2 separate regions of the Mus musculus genome follow, and region 2 is linked to region 1. A link is a loop called in an ENCODE intact Hi-C map of the cell type or tissue named here. Cell type or tissue: heart. All regions are shown on one strand. Links, peaks and the distances in the headings refer to the core of each region. The heading gives the core; the rest is flanking DNA.

Region 1 (10,934 bases), core at 1,776-9,775:
ATCTATTTGGCTTGGTCCAATAATAGTATTTAAAAAAAACAAAACAAAACAAAACAAAACAAAAAAAAAAAAACAGAAACACCTGGGCAGTTCACACTTTGAGATGTTTCATAATTGTAAGTTTTAAGTTCCTCCCTGCCAATCTGAGCACCTGGCAAATGCTGGATTCATCCCAACCTGACAACATGTGGCTGGTTCTCTTTTCTCCAGGTAGCCTCAGCTGTCCTTCCTCCCGATATGTCTTTATTCTTTCCCACTGTTCCACTTGACTTCCATTCTCAAGCTCCCCTGGATCTGGAACATCTTTTAACTCTCCAATTTATTAGAGTGCTAATTCATGCTTCAGGTCTTAGAGAACTCACGCCCTCTGACATTTTCACTGACCGTTGCCTACCACCAACCAAGAGAGCAGAGAATGTATTTATGCTTGCACATCCAGAACATGACACAAGCTGTCATCATCAAATCCTCTGTGACTCTCTACACTTCTCCCACCACTGTATGTCAGAGTCAGCAAAATTTGACCATGTGGTAGGATCTTGCTAAACATATGTTGAGTAAAGGTTTGGCAACAAGTTAGATGAGGAATATCTACTCTAAAATATTTGGGTTATGTATTTATGTACATTATGCATTAGCTTTAATTTGGGACTTCTGGATTGTCATTCCCTCCCCTACCCCACATTCAATGGCAAGTGATGCTCTAAGCACTCTCTTGGCTGGGGCATCTAACTTTTACAAGAGTCTGAAAGGGAAAATATCAGATCAGGACCCCTGAGACCAAGTTCTTAGACCAAGGGAGATTTATTTGCTGGAGAGGGACAGAAGGCAGGAATGAGAGTCACAGACAGGTGATAGGGGAAGAGGGAGAAGGGGAAGGGAACAGGGAGAGAGGAGAAAAGGGGCAAGGGAGAAGAGTTAGGGGTATTTTACCCAGAGCAGGACAAATGACTGTCTCTGGATGGAGAGTAGACAGATATGGCACATAGAAAACTTGTGGTTTATGTCCCCGCCCTTGCCCATGAGTAGAAAATGTGCCTTTTGGCCTTCATGAAGTTGCCCCAACAACTGGGGCTGGCTGTTCCTGAATCTGTTGCCTACATGTGGATCCTGTTCCTTTAAGTGGGCCACCTTGCCTTGTCTGGCCTCATTGGAAGAGGATGTGCCAAGTCTAGCAGTTACCTGAGGTGCAGTGGGGATGGGCCTGGGTTGCTCCCCAAGTATTTGCCTGTCCTTTTACCTTGGAAAGTTATTTAACACCCCAAACACCCAGTTTTATCATCTCCAAAATGGGGGTAATGGAAATATATATGTAAATGAACTCTGAAGGGACTCTGGCTTGCTCAGCTAGGGGAGCATGGCTCGGGTAGGCCTTGCCCTTCCGGCATTCCTTCTTCTGGGGTGATACCCAGAGGGGGGCTCCAGAAGGGTGAGGGGGAAATGAGGGGAGGATCTGCATGAGGGGGTACTAGGAGGAGGGGGGCTGGTATTGGGATATACAAAATTTTTAAAAAAAAGAAAGAAAGAGAGAGAAAGAAAGAAAGAAAGAAAGAGAGAAAGAAAAAGAAAAAGAAAAAAAAACTGGTTTATAAAGATAAAATGGGGGCATCATCCTGAGTGAGGTAACCCAATCACAAAAGAACTCACATGACATGTACTCACTGATAAGTGGATATTAGCCCAGAAACTTAGAATGCCCAAGATACAAGATACAATTTGCAAAACACATGAATCTCAAGAAGAACGAAGACCAAAGTGTGGACACTTTGCCCCTGTTTGGAACAGGGAACAAAACACCCATGGAAGGAGTTACAGAGACAAGGGTTGGAGCTGAGATGAAAAGGATGGACCATCTAGAGACTGCCATACCCGGGGATCCATCCCATAATCAACCTCCAAACGCTGACACCATTGCATATACCAGCAAGATTTTGCTGAAAGGACCCTGATATAGCTCTCTTATAAGGCTATGCGGGGGCCTGGCAAACACAAAAGTGGATGCTCACAGTCAGCTATTGGATGGATCACAGGGCCCCCAATGGAGGAGCTAGAGAAAGTACCCAAGGAGCTGAAGGGGTCTGCAACCCTATAGGTGGAACAACAATATGAACTAACCAGTACCCCCCGGAGCTCGTGTCTCTGGCTGCATATGTATCAGAAGATGGTCTAGTTGGTCATCATTGGGAAGAGAGGCCCCTTGGTCTTGCAAACTTTATATGCCTCAGTACGGGGGAATGCCAGGGCCAAGAAGTGGAAGTGGGTGGGTAGGAGAGTGGAGGGGGCCTGGGGGACTTTTGGGATAGCATTGGAAATGTAAATGAAGAAAATACCTAATTAATAACAGGTCTATAATCAGCATTCAGTAGGCTGAGATTAGGAGGATCACGAGTTCGAGGTTAGCCTCATCTATATACCAGGTGCCAACCTAGTCTGGACTAAACAGTGTCTCCATCTTCAAAACAAAACAAAACAAAAACAACAAAAGACCTAATAAAGAGACAATAGACTATTCAAGTTTCCCCAAGTAGACTTGATTGCACATAAAGGCAAGAACACTTTATTCATAGCCTAACTGTTTGAGCTATTTTTATGTAGTTTTAACAATTAGCTCTTGCAGCCTAAAGGAGTTAAAGTGAAGAATCAAGAGTCTGATATTCATGGCCGTTTCATCAAACCACACAGTTTCCAAGGCAATGATAAGAATCTTTAATCTCACGTTATAAACGAGATAACGAACCTACTGAGCTATAAGTGCGGCTGTAAAGTTAACAGCACACTCCTCAGCCTGCCCTTCAGCCTGCCAGGCCTTATTGTGCAGGTCTAATCAATTCTCAAAAGTTCCACAGGAATGCATGTAGCTTATGAAACTCCACCCAGCCAGCAGGTAAATTAACTTTTCTTTGAACTAGGGAAAGAATTGGTGTCATCGCATTTTATAAAATACAACTTACTTGGAAAGAAAGAGCTCAAGTCAATCCTTCACCTTTTTAAAGTTCAAGAGCATTCAGAGTGATTATTATTTTATTATTATTATTATTATTATTATTATTTTAATTGTTGTTGTCGTGGCTAACAAACAAATAAACAAGTTTCATTTAACTTAAGTGAGACTTGCAAAGCCAATCCAGTGTTCATCAGACATTTGTGCCTGTGGTGTCCTGGATAACAAATGTCCCCATAGATTCAATATTTGAACCCAGTATTTGAACAATATTGCTACTGTCTGGGAAAATTACAAAATGTTTAGGTTAAGGGATTCTGTCTTCTATAAATTGCTTTTGATCATGGTGTTTTATCACAGCATCAGACAAGTATCTAATACAATATTAAAGTGTTACTCTATTGAAAACTGTATATTTGCAAGTGGGTAAGATGGCTCAGTGGGTAAAGGTACTTGTCACCAAGTGTGAAACCTGAGTGTGAGACCTTAAGCTGACATGGAGGAAGTAGTGAGCTAGCTACCACAATATGTTCTCTGATTTCCTATGTGTGCCTGTGCCTCCCCCTATAAATAAATTAATATAATAAAGTTATTTTAAGTTATGTTCATAAAAACAAAATTTTCCACTCTCTAGTTATTTTTCTAGGCATTATAATTTCCTTCCCAAGAGGAGGAGAAAAACATCAACGTGGTTACCCAGTTAATTGAAGTTTTGGATAAAATTATGGTAGCTTTTCAGTATTTGATTACCACATAATACAGTGTTTAAGTGAGGGTTCTCAACCTGTGGGTCGAGACCCCTTGAGGGTAAGCTCATTGGGAAAATATTGATATTCACATTATAATTCAAAACATTAGCAAAATCACAGTTATGAACTTATAAAGAAAAAATAATTCTATGGTTGGGGTCACCACAATGTGAGAAACTATATTAAAGGGTCCCGGCATTAGGACCACTGTCTTACTGGCTGCTTTTGCTCTAAAATAGTTATTTCCAAATGTGCGTCTATTTGATGAAACCTGGGCATTTGAGACATTAGTTTTAGAAAGTACATTCTTAGTGAACCTGGTATTTACTCCATTCTGTGAGGCAGCCTCACAAAATTATGACCTACAAGGGCTTATATACAGCTTTCTTGACACTTTCTACAAGCCACGTATTGCTGTTAGAATATGTTTGATGTCCATATAAAGATATAGGTGTCACTAAATTAGTTTAGAAAGCCCTTAAGGGCAAGAAATATATTCCATGTCTTGCTCTATAAAGCACCCAGCAGACTTGCATTGCATAATACAGGGACTCATGAAAATGTCTATTAAATTTAGGCTATAAGAATGACAGGCCTTAGCCATTTAATACAGAGTATAAAGCTGATTTTCTTGGCGGTTTTCCTTATAAGGTAGTTAGAAGACATTAAACGATGTCTCTTGTGTCTGTGATTATCAACTAAGTTTCTGAATTCACTTTACAAAGAAGAAGGTCCCCCCCCCCCCAAATTAATTTTACTTGTAGGATGGAAACAAGACTGTAGAGACAACAAAACATCTGAAGCAAAAGTTCTTGTCTCTAAGACTGGGGCCAGTAGGATCTTCATGGTAGTTGAATTTCTATAACCATGGGAACAGAGATCCATAGCTTAGACATAGGGTTTGCTGGATAAAGGACAGTTTCAGCTCTGTTAACCAGTTCCAGAAAATGCGGTGCTGTCCCTCTCAGACTTAAAGAGCTCCAGGCCAAATTCATCTTTAAGTCACCAAATCTCAGCTTTAGGACCAAACTCAGGTCAGGGACCCACTAGCACAGAGCTTCAGCCTAAGACTTTGGCTCAAAACCACCACACAGCCCTCTAAAATCGTCCCAGCAAGCTCTAAGCAGCCAACAGAACAACGCGTATTTGTCCAGGTCAACAAAGATTCTGATGGAAGAGAGTACCAAGGCCACACAGATGAGGTGACCCAACCAGATTTAGTGAATATAGGAAGTAGTGGGTACTGTCCATCCTGCCTGACAGAGCAATCACCCTTCCCTGGAGGATTACACACACTCTAAAGCTGGCAGAAAACCGCGGGGAGACAGCAGAGCTGGGCTGGCGATGAGGATGGGGAATTTCCATGCTTCCAGGCACTTGCCAGCACTTCAAGCGCCTCAGTCGGTATTCCACGTCCGTAGCTGTCAATCTGCGCGGCCCCTACTAACGCTCAAACTAGTCCTAAGGATCCACTCGGGGTCCCGCGGGGCTTCGCAACCGCCACTTAGAGTTGTCCAAAAGGGGGGCACAAAAAACCCAAGGCGAATGAACAAACGCGCCCAGAAAGGCGAGGGCGCAGTTAAAGTGCCACAGTGGGCACAGCACCGGTGAAGAACGCGGTGGTGCTGACAACCCCAGCACTTGGGAATGCCAGGAAGGCTCGGACGCCGGATGCCAGGACCCCGGCCGCGCCGGAGGAAACCCACCGGGTCCCTGCGCCAGGAAGCCAAGGGACCAGCAGCCCGCTCCCCGCCCCGCCTCTGCCCAACTTCCGCGCCCCGCCCCGCGCCCGACCCTCTCCCCGCCGCGCCCGGCGCCGGCCACACTAACCTGCGCGGCCGCAGGCTCTTCCCGGGACGGAAGCGGGAGCCCGCGGGCGGCGGGCGGAGTTAGTTGGAGGCTCCGGGTCCCAGGGCGGGGACAGGCTGAGCACGCGGCCGCGGCCGCTGCTGGCCTCCTTCCTTCCCGGGCCGCGCGCTGGGCTCCGGGACCGCCCGCTCCCTCCCCCGGGGCGGCTCCCGCCTCGGCTCCGCCTCCAGCCCTCAGAGCCCGGCTTTGGCTTCCCCGCTCCCGGGGAGCGCGCGGCGGGTGCTTGGAGTCCCGGGCGGGTCGGAGGGTGGCCACTGTCCCAAGGTCTCTGGGGAGCGTGGAGAAGGCCAGGGCCCGATAGTCTCTGGGACGCGGCGGAGTCCCGGGTCCTTTCTGGCCAGCCCCGCGCGGTGACCGCGCCAGCTGCGTGGAAAGAGGTAGAGGACGAGATCTGAGTTGGATAGGGGGCTGCTTCCCGAGGGGGTGAGGGACCTCCTTCCTCCTCAGCGCCCTTTGGGCTGGGGCTCTGCCAGGTGGTCTGCACCCGGAGAGAAGATGCTGGTTTCGAACCCTTAGCTGAGGTGTAATTCCATTCGAAGTCACCTCCTGCAGCCAGGTCCCTGAATTCGAACCACACACAGGTTGCATGCGGTTTCCTGGCCAGAACCCCAAGACCAGAGGTTTGCCTTTCCTGACTTCCCACCTCCACCTGCTGTCCCTTTCTGCTTCTGAGGAGCACTCAGCTTTGGCACACAAGACAACCAGACCAGTCCCATCCCGGCATCGCCCTAAAGCAAGAGAAATAGGACAGGATGAGTAAAAGCCAGAAGTGTTGTGTGGTAGAGGTTTGGTCACTGCGCGTTACTATCTGCACACCCCCCCCCCCACGCACACACACACACAATTGAAGAGCTTTTAATAGAAACAGGTATTTAAATCTCCCCTTGTGTAGTGACTTTTGGAGTATTCATGGTGCCCTTGCTGTGCAAAGTCCTCTGCTTCTTTCTCCAGAGTTCCACCATATCTTTTATTTAATCTTATTGTCGCAGCAGATCCCTGTGCTACTGTGGCTCTGCAACCAAGTGCTGGTCTTTTCAAGGAGCTCCTCTCTGCCTCCATCTATGAAGTTCTGTTTGGCAGGATTGGGGGATATTGGAAGAAGGTCACTGAAGATGTGGAAGAAGTCCCTGGAATGAGATGAAGAAAATGCAGTGGAAAGGGGGAGCTAGGGTGAAGGAGGCTATGCTCTCAAGCCACAGGGGAATTCCCAGAAAGAAAATCCATTTCTCCATAGGGAAACTACTTCAGTGACTATCACAGCTTATCAGGCAGCAGTGGTGAGCCAGAGATAAATCAGGTTGACCAGGCCAGTCTGAGCTTTTATTTCTCAACCCAAATTCCAGGGAAAGCCTTTGACCCTAGGTTCTCAGGTAGAGATAAGAAATTCTTTGTAGAAACTAAATGTCATAAAAAGACGTCAGAAACAGATTCAGTTTACTGATGAGGGCGACACACACTAGGGCTGATCTTTGGCATTGCTCCTAAGTCATTTCTTTACCCTGGTCTAAATGAAACAAGCTCTTAAAACCCTTTTTGAAGCAAGGTGTCATTGAGATAGCCACTCTTCTGTGCTCTCTGTATGCACATTCATAGATATATGTGCCTTCTCCAATACAAACAAATAAACAAATGGTTAATTTTTTGTGAGAGAAGAAAACTTGATTTAGTGTTCTCAGGCTGTAGTGGACTTTTTTTTTTTTTTAATACAATACCTTCTGATCCCAAGAAAATTTCTTGTTCACAGGTGTGTGTGTGTGTGTGTGTGTGTGTGTGTGTGTGTGTGTGTGTGTGTGTGAAAGAGAGAGAGAGAGAGAGAGAGAGAGAGAGAGAGAGAGAGAGAGAGATCGTTAAAATGTCTAACTATACTCTTGTCTCATACCCTCAAGCTCCTGGTGGACAGTTTAGGGTTTCAGAATGCAAACTCAGTTCTGGTGTCCTAGTTTGGTTTGGGTGTTCTGTTGCCGTGATAAAACACACACAATAGTCAACTTGGGAGGAAAGGGTTTGTTCAGCATACACTTTCAGGAAACTGTCCATCTCTGAGGGACTAGGCAGAAGCTCAGCCAAGAACCTAGAGGCAGGAACAGAAGCAAAGACCATCACAGAGGAATGCTGTTTCCTGGATTTTTTTTTTTTAATAGCTTGCTCAGCTTGTTTTCTTAGTCAGTTTGGAGCCATTTGCCTAGGAGTGGCACCACCCTTGGTGGGCCAAGCTTTCCCACAGTCAGGAATACATCAAGACAATGACTCCAGAGGCCAATCTGATGAGGGTAATTCCTAATTTGAGGGTCCCACTTCCCAGGTGACTCTAGTTGCTGTCAATTTGACAAAAGACTCATCAGCCCTCTAGGGAAGCCACCTCAAGCCTGCAGCCAGAGAGCTTCAGGAGTTGTGGCTTTAGGGCATGCCAATTTGTATGTAGGCAGCAATAATTAGAAGCAAACCATAACAAAGCCTTCTCCTACCACTGAAAAAGTCATCCCCTACAGGGATAACATTAAATTAAGGTCCTTTCTGGTACTGTATGCTATCAGTTTAATTCTATAATGCTATGCGTAGTCATGGTGCAAAAGATGTGCAGCCAGCCAACAGCTAAGAACGTGAGGCATAATTTATGGAGAGCAGCATGTTCATAGGCAGTGCTGTGGAGCAGATGGAGGTACACATTTCCCTGTAAAGCTCCCAATTGTTTTCTCAATCTGCCATCATGTGATTGTTGCTTGCGCAGTTCTCCAAGCTGACCCACCTCATACAAAATTGTTAGGAGCATCTCATCTGTACAACACCCGTGTTTGGTTTGGAAGATAGACGTTCTGAGCACACTCAAGTAAAGGTAGACATTCTAAGCACACATGAGTAAAGATGAATTCGTGGAGAATCTTTGCTGTTTCCCTTCTGTTGGGCCACATCTAAGAGACACTTCCTTGCGAGGATGGGTGCGGTAGAGAGTACTTATTCTGCAAATACTGCGGAATGTGCAGGTCCATGAGCTTCTCTGGAAAAAGAAGGAAATATAAATGCTTTCTTATTCTGCACTTCACATATGACCTAAGAGTGCCCAGTCTTGATCAAGAGCAGAAAGCTACATGGAAATCCAAGAATGAGCTTTGAGTTGGTTGCATCAACCAGTCAAAATTGCTTATGCATATTTAGGACGGCAAGAGAAAATATTAATTTCAATTTACAAGTCATCGAAAGGCACCTTGTGGCCCACATAATGAATAGCCCTGTGTTAAAAGTAATACATGTTTGTTCTTTCACAAATAAATTTCCCTCTGAAATATAGACATCTGTCAAGGACTCAATTATCTTTCCCTGCATGAGCTGTAAAAGAACATAAAGGAAATAATATACTACACTGCTTATTTGAAAGAGATCAGGGGTATGCAGCTCCACACTGGCACGTTCTTAATTTCATGGTGTTAAGAAAAGAAACTCTGAGCGTGGAACAGCAAACCCCTTCCTGCTGTACTTGTGCAATTCCCATCAGTGTACACATAGGGGAAGGGTTTTTTCCTCATTAAGTAGAATCACTAAGATCGCTTCCCTGTCTTACTCTACTAACCCTTGTAAGGAGAATGTGCACATCGAATTTCCTTTGAAAAAACAAAGGAATCACCACACTCCTGGGCTCCAAGAGTATGCAGAAGAACAAGGGCACAAAGTGTATTTCACAGATGTAAATGGTCATTTAAATGAGATTAGACATTTATGAAATGTATGCATCAAACAGCCCCCCCCAAATCAAAAAATATAATAAGACATAGTTAAGCTGAGCTAGGCTGCCTCCATGCAATGTAAACGGGTTGCCTGTGCTTCTGCTTTTTTTCCCCCCGCTCTGATACACTCCAGGGCCTTCCCACTTTCACTGTAGGATGCACACATAAATAAAATAACAAAATATTTTGTAGAAAGCTCTGCCAGGTTAAGTACACAGAGCCTTCCTGAATACCCTGTATTACCTTCTCTTGTGTCGCTTTAAAATAGACTTGAAAAAAATTCTAAAGAAGAATATTTTAATAGCTTCCCAGAGAGCAGAATGTATTATCATTATGGTACAAAGGGCATCATTCATTTTTAATTCTCTGCTCCACAGGTGTTCCCTACTCAGGCTGTGGTTGACACTTAGAGGGCCTAATTATGATTCATACATCCCCCATCCCCCAGAAACCGGTCTTTCTAATATCACAGAATGCAGTTATTGAGAGGAAGAAAACACAGTTCAGTCCTCAAAGCCAGACACCGTGATCCTCAATCTTGTCCACACCTAGGGAGCTTTAAAAACCATGCCGCCTCAGCCAGGCCTCAGAACCTAATAAAGGGGAGCCTCTTGGGGGTGGGGTCCGAGGACAGGTATTTATTTGATCTTTCCAGATGTTATTTTATTTGGTGGTGTTTCGTATGTAGCAATAGCAGCCATCGGCAAGGAATAAACAAGTAAGAACAACCCTTTAAAACACATTAATATGAACTGCTTTGCCTCTTACATGCAATTGGTTGTGTTTGCTTTTCTTTTTCCAAATCAAAAAAGATGCTTATAAGGTCTGATAAGCTGTTCATATCACGATATGTGTTCTCTACCACATATGATGTTTGACTAGAATACTGGGTTTCATTCAATATGAAAGTCCATGATCTGCTCTTTTCTTGGTGGCTTTGTGACTGACTCCAAAGCCACAGATCACTGAAGAGAACCCTTCTAGGGAAATTGACTCTTAATAAATCTTAACTTCTCCTTGAGCTATAACGCCAGTATTCATTTAGCAACTAAAACAGATATGATGTTTATAATTAATTTTCTATAACGTCCAAAGTTTAGAAACAAAGTAATTAGAGACAGAAGATGTCCTGTAGATTCAGTACCAATGATGAACGAGATATTTGATTCAGAAAAGGGAGATTGAAAATCTTGGGGCAAGTTTATGTAAGTAGTTAATACATACATGCTTGTAAAATGAAAATAAGCTGATGCCAAAGGGAATTCATGATAATAATATGCAATATTTGTACAATTAATACTGATCTTTCCCCATACAGTTTATTATTATGGGAATATGAAATACAGGGGATCTATAAATATAAAGAGAAAATATAAAGAAAAATTATCTGTTGTTGGAAATTCATAAGAAGTAGATTCCCTTTACAAGCGCAATGTGCTCCAAGACCTCAGGGAATATATAACACAGCAGATAATACTCAACCTTATAGACCTTACTATACAAATACATATATGCAATAAAATTTAAGTTATAAATTAATAAGAAGGTAACAACAATGACTAATGATGAAGTTGAATAATTACAACCCTGTTACTATATAAAGTAGTAGAAGTAAGTCATTTAGACTGTATAATGGTTCCTGGAATTTTTCATTTA
Region 2 (10,934 bases), core at 1,912-9,911, 83 kb after region 1:
GACTTTTTGGATAGCATTGGACATGTAAATGAGGAAAATACCTAATAAAAAATATTAGAAAAGAAAAAAACCCCTAGAAAACCTACTTAAAGTCACGTGGGGAGACAAGAGAGAATCTATTCTTGAAGAGAAAGTGGAAAAGGTGAAGTGGATCAATTTATGCTCATATCTCATAGTCAGCATCCTCATTTCCTTCTTAAAGGGCAAAGGGAACCCTGCTGGATAGTTTTGTGTCAACTTGACACAAGCTAAAGCCATCTGAGAGGAGAGAACTTCAATTAAGAAAATGCTTCATAAGTTCAGATAAGCAGACCTGCAGGACATTTTCTTAATTAATGATTGATAGAGGAGGGATCAGCCTATTGTGAGTGGTGCCACCCTTGGGTTGGTGGTCCGGGACTCTGAAAGAAAGCAGCTTGAACAAGCCATGAGGAGCAACCAGTAAGCAGGATTTGTCCAACCCCCACAGTAGGACAAATGAGTGAGATGCAATCATTTGAAGTGATGAAACAAAAGGTGAGTGTTCGAGCAACTTGTTCTTATTCCAAACTACATTTCCCTACAAAATGTTTGAATTTGGCCTTTTGCACATTAAGAATTTGGCTTATTGGTAATTATTCTGTTACCTCATATTTAGAAAACCTAGTATTATGAATAAAACTAATTCGAGGCTGCAGAGCAAACATGGCTGTTCAAATACTTTTAAAATAATACCCTTTAGGACATATTTACTCCCATGGGTTTAAAAATTTGTCTCGATGAACTAAACAACAATAATTTGACAGTGACGCCATTATAAATCATGCACTTTAGTGTAATTCCCAGAGCTAGAGAAGCCAGGCCACTGTGATTGAAGCAGTGGATTGAATCTCTGCTGCCAGATGGCTGTTGAAATATAATGGGCTTATAGCTGTCAGCCACAGCTTGAGGCTTGAATGCAAAGGGTAAGCTAGCTTTTCAGTGATGGAAAATGGAAAGGTGGGTGGATACTTAAAATATTTGCATTGTTTTTTATTGGCTCATGAAGGGTAAAGGAAAATGTTATTCATGCATATTCTGCCTGGGATACTATTTTAGGGAAGGTTTGTACACATACGCCACACATCAGGATGCTATTGCTAGTTTTTGTATACACTGTCTTTGAAAAGAACCAGATCAGAATTCTTGAGCTGTTCACCCGGCTTTGTTCTGGTAGTTCATGAGAAACACACCCAATGAGAAAAGATTTCCATGACTTCCCCAGCTTTTTTAGTATGAGGTTTCTAAATTTTCTCTAATCACTGACCTCATTTTTCTGGTTACGCTGTATGTCACAATTGGTTTGGGGCAAAATTCCTTCAAATTTTCTATTCTGTGCCAGAATAGCCTTGAAACAATATAATTCTTGACGGGATGAAGCTGTTTCCGTGTTTCTGTAAGTTCTGTTAGAGAACGCATCTGGAGCCATTCAACCATGTGCAGTGTTTTAAAACGCCAGAATGAGGGTATCAGAAGAGCCCCTTGAGGAAGGAGAGATGACGTTTGCTGTGCTCTGCTAATATCAATTCCGGAAGAATATGTCTGGCAACACATTTATCCTGATAAACATGATGATAGGGAACAGTTTGTTTAAGCATCGGCTGAATGTATTTACTGATACATCTGTATATAGGCTGTCAGGCTGCATAAAAGAGGCCATAACAGAATACAGTTGCAGGCAGTGAGTTATATAATGAGATCAATCCAGTGAGAATCTGGCATCCAGACGCAGTTTTACTGACAGCGTGAAGAGTCAGCTTATCCACCCAAGTTAGGGATACATATATTTCCTTTTGGTCACTGTTCATGAAATCACATTGTTATCTCCTTCAGCTGTTCAATGAGCCTCTGGAGAGATGAAAGGCAAAAGAGAAAGGCCTCCGGCTAAAGACTTCATGGCTGGGAAACCCACAATTTTTATGCAGGTAAATTTCCTAAATAGAAGAGTACCACAGAATCTTAGGCCATTTGGAAATAAATATGCTGTTCCAACCCTGTGATATTTGCAAAACCCTATAGTATTGTAGCTCTCTTACTCATAAATATAGGATAGTAGTCTTTTAAAAGGCCTAGAAAAAAATCATCCCAATGAAGGTAATATTGAAAACTAGTGACGCAGGGATTACTGAAGTCAAAGTGAGTAGGTTTTCAATCACTTTAGTTTCACAAATTGACACTATTAAGGTTAATATATAGATGCCTGCCAGCACAGTTACCATTAAGAACCTATCAGTATTTCCATTATAAATCCCATTTTTCAGGGGTTAATAACTTGGTCATAAAAATTCACTGCAGGCTGAAATCAAGTCTTGAAAGGAAATAATTTTCCTTAATCCCAGCACAAGAGCTTGCTCATGTTCCAGAGACTAAGATGGCCTGATGTCAGCAGACATAGATTATGTGTATTGGAGTGTTCCAAAGAAACAAAATCAATAGGGTATATAGAAATATATATGAGGATATTCATTATGAATTTACTTCTAGATTCTGAAGGCTACATATTATATCTGCTGAAAGGGGGCCAGAAAAACCAACAATATAGTTTCAGTTCCAACTTCATACCTTAGACCAAGAGGAGAAAATGGGGACTGAATTTGGGTACTGAGAACCAGGAGCATGGATGCCCACAGCAAGGAATGGCAGATACTCTAGTTTAAGCAGGGAAGGGGACCTTCACCGTTTTCTCTAATTTTGGCCTCTAGGAATTAGATGACACCTTATCCACACTGGTTAGTGTGAACTCTGTAACTCAGTCTACCAACTCAAATGCTGATTATCTGTCTGGAATACCCTCAGAGATATATGCAGATACTTAGTTTTACCAGATAACCTGGCATCTTTAAGCCTGGTCAAGTTGACACTGAATGTTCATCATCAGATGCACAAACTCTTATCTAAAAATGTAGCACCAATCCTGCTCCTGTCGGGCATGGCAAGCATTATATCTGCTGTCATTTGTTTCTTGGTGTTTTCTTTTTATTATTTTTCTTTCCCTCTTTCTCATATTCCATTTTTTCTCTCTGTGTTTCTCAAATTCATTATTTTTTTTCCTGCATCATCATCTGGAGTGAAACTCACTTCTTCCCACATAATAAACATTTGAATATTTCTAAGTGGAGAAAAAGCAAACACTTCTATGTGTAAGGTCAAAGCTGTGTGTATGACTACATGGATATGCTTATTTTCCCTCTGTTACGATAATCTGTGCAACACGAAACTATAAATAGAAACACTGTGTGGTTATTTCTATATGTCAGTAAAGCTATAAGGTATAGTTCCAGTGTGGAAGCTGATTAAATTATATTCTTTTTTAGTAGCCAGAAGAATACTACAGACTTGTTCGATATTTACCATATCCACACTAAGCATTATAGTCTGCTTCCTGTTGCTGTGATAAACACCATGACCAAAAGCAACTCGGAGAGGAAAGGGGTTTATTTCAGCTTACAGGTTAGATGCTATGGTCAAGAGAACCCAAGGAAGAAACTCAAAGAAAAAGATTTAAAGTAACCAAGAAGGAAGGTTGCTTACTTGCGTTCTCCCTCTGACTTATTCTACTTCCTGTTGTATATGGCCCAGGCTTCCTGCTAGGGGAAGCACTACTCACAGTAGACTGCGGCCTTCTCTGTTGTCAATTAGCAATTAAGAGAATGCCTCACTGATTTGGTGGCAGGCCAATCTTAGATGGACAATTCTTCGGGTGACGTTCCCTTTTTCGAGGTGACTCTAGGTTTGTGTCAAGTTGGCAATTGAAGATAAGTATGTCAATAACTGTGGAATTATACTCATATGTAGATAGATAGATAGATAGATAGATAGATAGATAGATACATACATACATACATACATACATACATGTTGTATATTGTGATGGTTTATATATGCTTGGGCCAGGAAGTGGCACTATCAGGAGGTGTGGCCTTGTTGGAGTAGGTGTGTCACTATGGGTGTGGGATTAAATTCTCTAGTCCTTGCTGCTTGGAAGCCAGTACTCTGCTAGAAGCCTTCAAATGAAGATGTACAACTCTCAGCTCTACCTGTATCACACCTGCCTGGATACTGCTATGTTTCTGCCTTGATGATAATGGACTAAACCTCTGAACTTGTAAGTCAGCCCCAAGCATATAGAAACCATCATGTATGTCAACTCCTAGACATAGAAAGAATTTTAGGAGTACTTTTTCTTTTAAAATAAATCTTAAATTAAAATAGAATAACACCACATTCCCCTTCCCCATCCTTCATCCATATCAACCCCTCCTATGCCTTTTTACTTTCAAATTAGTAGTTTCTTTTCTTTTTGATTATTATTGTTACATAAATATGTATGTGTATACAAAGATATAGAAATTCAACCTATGGAGCCCATTTTTGTTGCCTGTGTGCATATGGTTTCAGGACTGACCACCACGTATTGGATAATCAGTAACAGGGCTCATCCCTGGGAGAAGCTAATTCTTGCTCTCCTAGAAGGTTCTCATCTGAAGGTGGAACTCCATGCTACATTTCCTTTATGACATTAATATTATTTATTAATATTGCCACTGTCCTGGTCTTGTTTATGCAGCCATTTCTAAAAGAGACGGTTTTACAGCCACGTACTGGTATTCTAGCTCTCAGGATCTTTCTCCCCTTTCTCCTGTGTTGTTCCCATGCAAGAATTTATATGATTAAAAATTGCATTACCGCCGGGTGTGGGGGCCCATGCCTTTAATCCCAGCACTTGGGAGGCAGAGGCAGGTGGATTTCTGCGTTCGAGGCCAACCTGGTCTACAAATTGAGTTCCAGGACAACCAGGGCTGTACAGAGAAACCCTGTTTCGAAAAAACAAAACAAAACAAAACAAAAAATTGCATTACCTACAACATTTAAAATAAAGTCCAATATTTTAAAGAGTTCATTGAGAATATTTTGGTGGGTAAAGGCTATTTTACTTTTTAACCGATTTTCTTTTCTTTTCTTTTCTTTTCTTTTCTTTTCTTTTCTTTCCTTTTCTTGTCTTCTTCTGCAATTTTTCAGTACTTAAAGTTCTACTTCTGTGTTTGCTGTGTGAGAGGGAGTGTCAACCTCTGCATCATTGATTAGTAAACTTACTAGTCAAAGTATTAGGGAGCTGCTTTTCAGGAGAGCTTATATAGACTGAATGAAAGAGAGAGATATTTTTCACTGTGAGAAAGGAGAGCAGAACAACCTGAATCACTGTGGGACATTTCAGTGAGTTCCTTGGACAATTAGGGATTGATGCCACATGTCTTCGGGAGCATACACGTTCTAAGTTCTTCCTTCATCTTCCTATTGGTGTGCTGAAGGTTTTGAATTATGTATCCTATGTGTGTGGTGCGCTGTGGGGGGGGGGGGGCGGGGACGCGCATGCTTGCGCGCGTACGTGTGCAGAAGTAGATGTTGCGTGTCTTTCTCCGTTACTCTCCACCTTATGCTTCGAGATAGGAGCTCTCACTGAACACTGAGCTCACTTATTCTGCTAAGTGACTCACCCTCAGCTCTAGGGTTTCTCTTGTCTCTGCCTTTCCAGGCCTGGGATCACAGGTATTTTTTTCTGCAGGGATTGGAGTTTAACCCTTGTGCTTGTACAGCAAGGACTTTGTGACACCTCCTAGCCTGTGACCTGTGCATTGCTGGCATCTCCTAGTACTTAGTCATAACTTAGGATTTCCTTTTTGAGATGGCCTAGTCGGCCATCACTGGAAAGAGAGGCCCATTGGACACACAAACTTTATATGCCTCAGTACAGGGGAACGCCAGGGCCAAAAACATGGGAATGGGTGGGTAGGGAAGTGGGTGGGGGGAGGGTATGGGGGACTTTTGGGATAGCATTGGAAATGTAATTGAGAAAAATACATAATAAAAATATTAAAAATTTAAAAAAAAGATTTCCTTTTTGGCCTGTGTGATATAGCCATACTTAGTGTTGGTCTGATAGTTTACTTTCTAGCTACCCCTCCCATGTTCCTCAAGGGGCAGTTAGTGAGGTATCCAATGTGCCATGCTGCCCCCTACTGGTAAGAGAGGCTGTTACAATTGGGGCACAACCTCAGATTGTTAACATTATCTACATTTGAGCTTATGAGAACTTGCCATGAATTCCTTTTTAATACAAAATAAATAGTGTGCAATAATTCTTTTACCTTACCATTTAGTTTGGGTTTTGAAATTCTTCCGTTTGTTTTCCTTCGAGAATTTATAAGGCGTAGCTTCATTTTCTCATGGTCTTTCTCTAAAAGCACAAAACACATTTTCCTACCCATGGTTTTTAGAAGAATTGTGGCAACATTTTCTTTCTCTTTACACTTACACTAAGAAAAAATTGATTCTTTATGGTTTCAAACACGAGATTTTTGTCTCTAAATTGAAAACATATTAAGTGTACGTGTGTGTGATAACTAGAGTATTGGTTCTCACTCTTTTGAAGGCTAGCCATGACAGATTAGGGCTCTACTGGTTGGTTTCTGATAATGCTTGTCTTTCTGCTTTTCAGATTTTCTCACATGATGACATGGTGGGAGGCGAGGAGAGGAGAGGAGAGGAGAGGGGAGAGAGAGGGAGAGAGGGAGAGAGAGAGAGAGAGAGAGAGAGAGAGAGAGAGAGAGAGAGAAATATTTCTTTGTCTTTTCCAGTTATAAGAACATCAGCCCTGTTGGCATTGAGCCCCAACCTTATTACTCCATTTACATCTTGTCACCTTCCTTTGGTCTCTATCTCCAAATAAAATCATGGCAGAGATCAGAGCTCTTCAGGAACACAACATCTTATCTGTAATGGAAATAATAATATGCACATTTCAATAATCTTAGTTTTTTCAATTACCTGCTTGAACTATTCTTTTTAGAAGCCTAGATACATTGGGTTAAAATTAATCTGACACTAATATTAGAATGATAAGGTATGGTCAAAACACAGCTGAGAAAATCGATCTAAATCCCAATGGATGGATGGGTAGATAAATAGATAGATATTAATATGCTATTTTTCATTACAAAACAAGTTGTAGGGTGTAGCCAGAGAAAGCCCCTAAGAAGAATTTGTGTTTAGTCTCCTCCTGAAAGGTGTTCAGGTTTTTACAAACTTTAGAGTGTAAGGTGAAGAATAGTTTACCACCAGGGAGACACAGACTTACATAAAACATGCATTACAGTTTAAGGAGCTGAGCCCGTGTGTCAGAGAGGACATTTAAAGATTTTCTACAACCAAGTGCTATTGTTCAGTATTCCCTAAGTATCCACAGAATGCTGGTCTAGAATACAGAGCACACGTGTGGCCTTTGTTCTTTCTAAGTCTGCAATCAAAGACTGAAAGTGCTTAGGTCTGACAGCTTGGCACTTTCAGAATTTCCCTAAATCACATCGTACTTTTCCAGTGGGCTGTCATGCTGACTAAAGCAGTGGGTTATGCGATTTGGGCTGAAGCCGCCACAAACAGGCATTGATGTGCAGTTGAAACAAAAGCAAAACAAAACTCTCCCTCCCTTTGTTTCGTTCTTTCTTTGAATGCCTGGTGGGGACAGAATAATTTCAGAGCATCTGCTGGAGCCTCTAGCCATTGCAGAGTATAAGGTGTTAGAAACAACCGATTTGAAATCTGTGATATCAAATACTTTTTGTTGCTTTCTTTGAGTTTCCTTAAACAATTTCTTCCTTCCTTCCTTCCTTCCTTCCTTCCTTTCTTTCTTTCTTTCTTTCTTTCTTTCTTTCTTTCTTTCTTTCTTTCTTTCTTTCTTTCTCTCTCTCTCTCTTTTCTTTCTTCCTTCCATCCTTTCTTTCTATCTCTCTTTTTTCTTTCTTTCTTACTCCCTCTCTCTTTCTTTTTTCTTTCTCCCTCTCTCTCTTTCTTTTTTCTTTCTCCCTCCCTCCCTCCCTCTCTTTCTTTCTTTCTTTCTTTCTTTCTTTCTTTCTTTCTTTCTTTCTTTCTTTCTTTCTTTCTTCCTCTACTTCCTTCCTTCTTTCCTCCCTCCCTCTCTCTCTCCTTCCTTCCTTTCTTCCTTTGTTCCTTATTTCCTTCCTTCCTTTCCTCTTTCCTTTCTATTTCCTTTCTTCATTTAAACTGTGGTGAAAGCAGACCTAGAAACACAATTTCATAGTTATGGGTATGAATGTTAAAGACACGGCTCTCCCTATACATAATCTCATCCCACCCCGTGAAGTGGCCATGTTCCTAATGATACCATGTCCAGTTATATAAATGTCCTGCTTTGATGAATGTCCCTATGCCCTCAAGTGAAACTGGGATCCATACCATCATCACATGAAAGATACACAGCTATAAGCCTATCCTTTAGGAGCCTGAATCAGAAGGATTGCCTGGAGTTTGAAGCGAGTCTGGAAAACAGAGTGAGTTACAGACACACCTGGACTCTAGAGTGATACCTGTGTCTAAAATGATAATAATGTGACTGCAATGCATTCATATAAGAGAATATGATCATATATTTCTCTTTTTTGTGCAGTTTCTGGTCCAAAAGGGGAAAAAGTATAGCTGTTGAATGTGTCTTTATCTTTTATCTAGAGATAATTTTTTTCCCTTGATGATCTGTTTGGAGCTTGAGTGGACTCTTCTGCACTTCCTCTTGAGCTCTCTCCACCACACTCTCCCATCAATCACAAGAAAATGTGCCTGTTCCTAGTCCTCAGAAACCTGGTATTAATAAAGTGTGGTGTTATCTCTACTCAGGGGATGCATGGTTTTGGATTTATGTATAATTATAGAATAAAGTCTTTATTTCTTTTTTTAAAAGAAACATTAAACATGAGCATAGAAAACAACTGCTTTCAAAGTCAGAGGGACTTTCCATTGCTGTTGAAATCATGGAGAAGACCACTTATCTTCTTTGAGAAGATTAGTATTCAAACTGTTTATGTAACTTTAGAAGTAGAACTATAAGAAAAGAATGTGTCTGTATAGTATTTAGGAGGTCAAAACGGTCAAACTAACATTTCCTGGTAGTTTCTTATATGTCAGGCAGCATGAAAGTGCTTTTACATTTCCTTAGCTCATGCTAAACTTGCCAGCAATGCTATTTACCATATAAGAAATAAAGCCTTAGAGGGTATACTGACTAGGTTTGTGTCAACTTGACACAGGCTGGTGTTATCACAAGAAAGGAGCTTCAGTTGGGGAAATGCCTCCGATAGATCCAGCTGTAAGACGTTTTCTCAGTTAGTGATCAAGGGGGGAGGTCCCCTTGTGGGTGCTGCCATCTCTGGGCTGGTAGTCTTGGTTCTATAAGAGAGTAGGCTGAGCAAGCCAGGGGAAGCAAGCCAGTAAGGAACATCCCTCCATGGCCTCTGCATTAGCTCCTGCTTTCTGACCTGCTTGAGTTTCAGTCCTGACTTCCCTTGATGATGAACAGCAGTATGGAAGTGAACACTGAATAAACCCTTTCCTCCCCAATTTGTTTCGTGGTCATGATGTTTGTGCAGGAATAGAAACCCTGACTAAGACAGAGGGTAAAGATCTCCAAAACCCTCTTAGCTAGCAAATGACGAAGACTGGTCTCTCTGACTTGAGTGTTTATCACATTGTACAGTGCTGAGAGCAGTTGTCAACATGCATTTGGAGGTCTGATTGCATCTATTCTATTCAAAACTTGCTATGAACATTCTGAATTAAAGTGTCCACCTCATGAGTGCTTTGTAACTTTGTTGGGTTTTAGAAAGTAGAATGAAGATAGATCGCCTTTAGAAATATCTTTTTTTTGTTTTGTTTTAATTTTTTTTAATTTTTATTTTTTTAAATATTTTTTATTACATATTTTCCTCAATTACATTTCCAATGCTATCACAAAAGTCCCCCATACCCCCCCCCCTTCCCTACCCGCCCATTCCCATTTTTTTGGCCCTGGCGTTCCCCTGTACTGGGGCATATACAGTTTGTGTGTCCAATGGGCCTCTCTTTCCAGTGATGGCCGACTAGGCCATCTTTTGATACATATGCAGCTAGAGTCAAGAGCTCCGGGGTACTGGTTAGTTCATAATGTTGTTCCACCTATAGGGTTGCATATGGACCTGGAGGGCATCATCCTGAGTGAGGTAACACATTCACAAAGGAACTCACACAATATGTACTCACTGATAAGTGGATATTAGCCCAAAACCTAGGATACCCAAGATATAAGATACAATTTGCTAAACACATGAAACTCAAGAAGAATGAAGACTGAAGTGTAGACACTATGCCCCTCCTTAGAATTGGGAACAAAACACCCATGGAAGGAGTTACAGAGACAAAGTTTGGAGCTGAGACGACAGAATGGACCATCTAGAGACTGCCATATCCAGGGATCCACCCCATAATCAGCTTCCAAACGCAGACACCATTGCATACACTAGCAAGATTTTATCAAAAGGACCCAGATGTAGCTGTCTCTTGTGAGACTAGAAATATCTTTATTCATGAATGTGTTCAAAATGTTCAGTATAAGGGATGAAAAGGTTATTAGAGCAGAAAGGATATCTAAGAACTGCCTCACACCTAGCTGGCATATGTTACTCTTCAACTAGCTTCTGAATATGAACACTTCTGCATTATTTGAGAATCAGTCAGATGAAGTGGAGCCACATGATTTTATTGTTAAGCTGAACAGTCAGGACACTTATAGACACTAACAAGTTGAAAGTATGGATGTCACATTGCTTTATACCTAGAACATGTGGTTTGTCTGTTAGGGTTAATGAGGGTGATTTTCTATTTACACTGGATTAGATTATTTTATAGTTTTACTTAAGATTGTAATATAATATTTTACTGAAATGCATAAGTCCTGTTTTATTTCATTGAGAAAGAAAGAGAAAATTGGGTGGTGAATAGAAGCTCTTTAATAACAGTTCGAAAGATACTAACTGACTTAGTGGCTTGTGAGGCAGGATTTTTTTTAAGGGAAACATGCAGATTATTTTAGGATG

What was found. Peaks named below come from ENCODE experiments on the same cell type or tissue, not always from the same donor. Only the 100,000 strongest peaks of a DNase experiment are listed, where the experiment ranks them.
Region 2: a loop joins it to region 1, with 6 times the contacts of the local background. A loop is called at or near these places in 4 of 42 quality-filtered maps.

What each region holds. Positions count from the first base shown.
Region 1 is chr1:98,089,965-98,100,898 of GRCm38, forward strand. Pam (peptidylglycine alpha-amidating monooxygenase) reads right to left here and starts at 5,682. Exons shown (of 26, transcript NM_001357127.1): 1 at 5,521-5,682. In heart, for the core only: a CTCF peak has its summit at 5,567; a DNase peak (open chromatin) is centred at 5,647; H3K4me3 peaks cover 2,774 bases; H3K27ac peaks cover 3,028 bases.
Region 2 is chr1:98,173,224-98,184,157 of GRCm38, forward strand. It overlaps Gm29461 (predicted gene 29461), which reads left to right and starts at 425. Exons shown (of 4, transcript NR_151613.1): 1 at 425-516; 2 at 1,852-1,943. In heart, for the core only: a CTCF peak has its summit at 6,037 (motif pointing left); no DNase peak of the experiment used is centred there.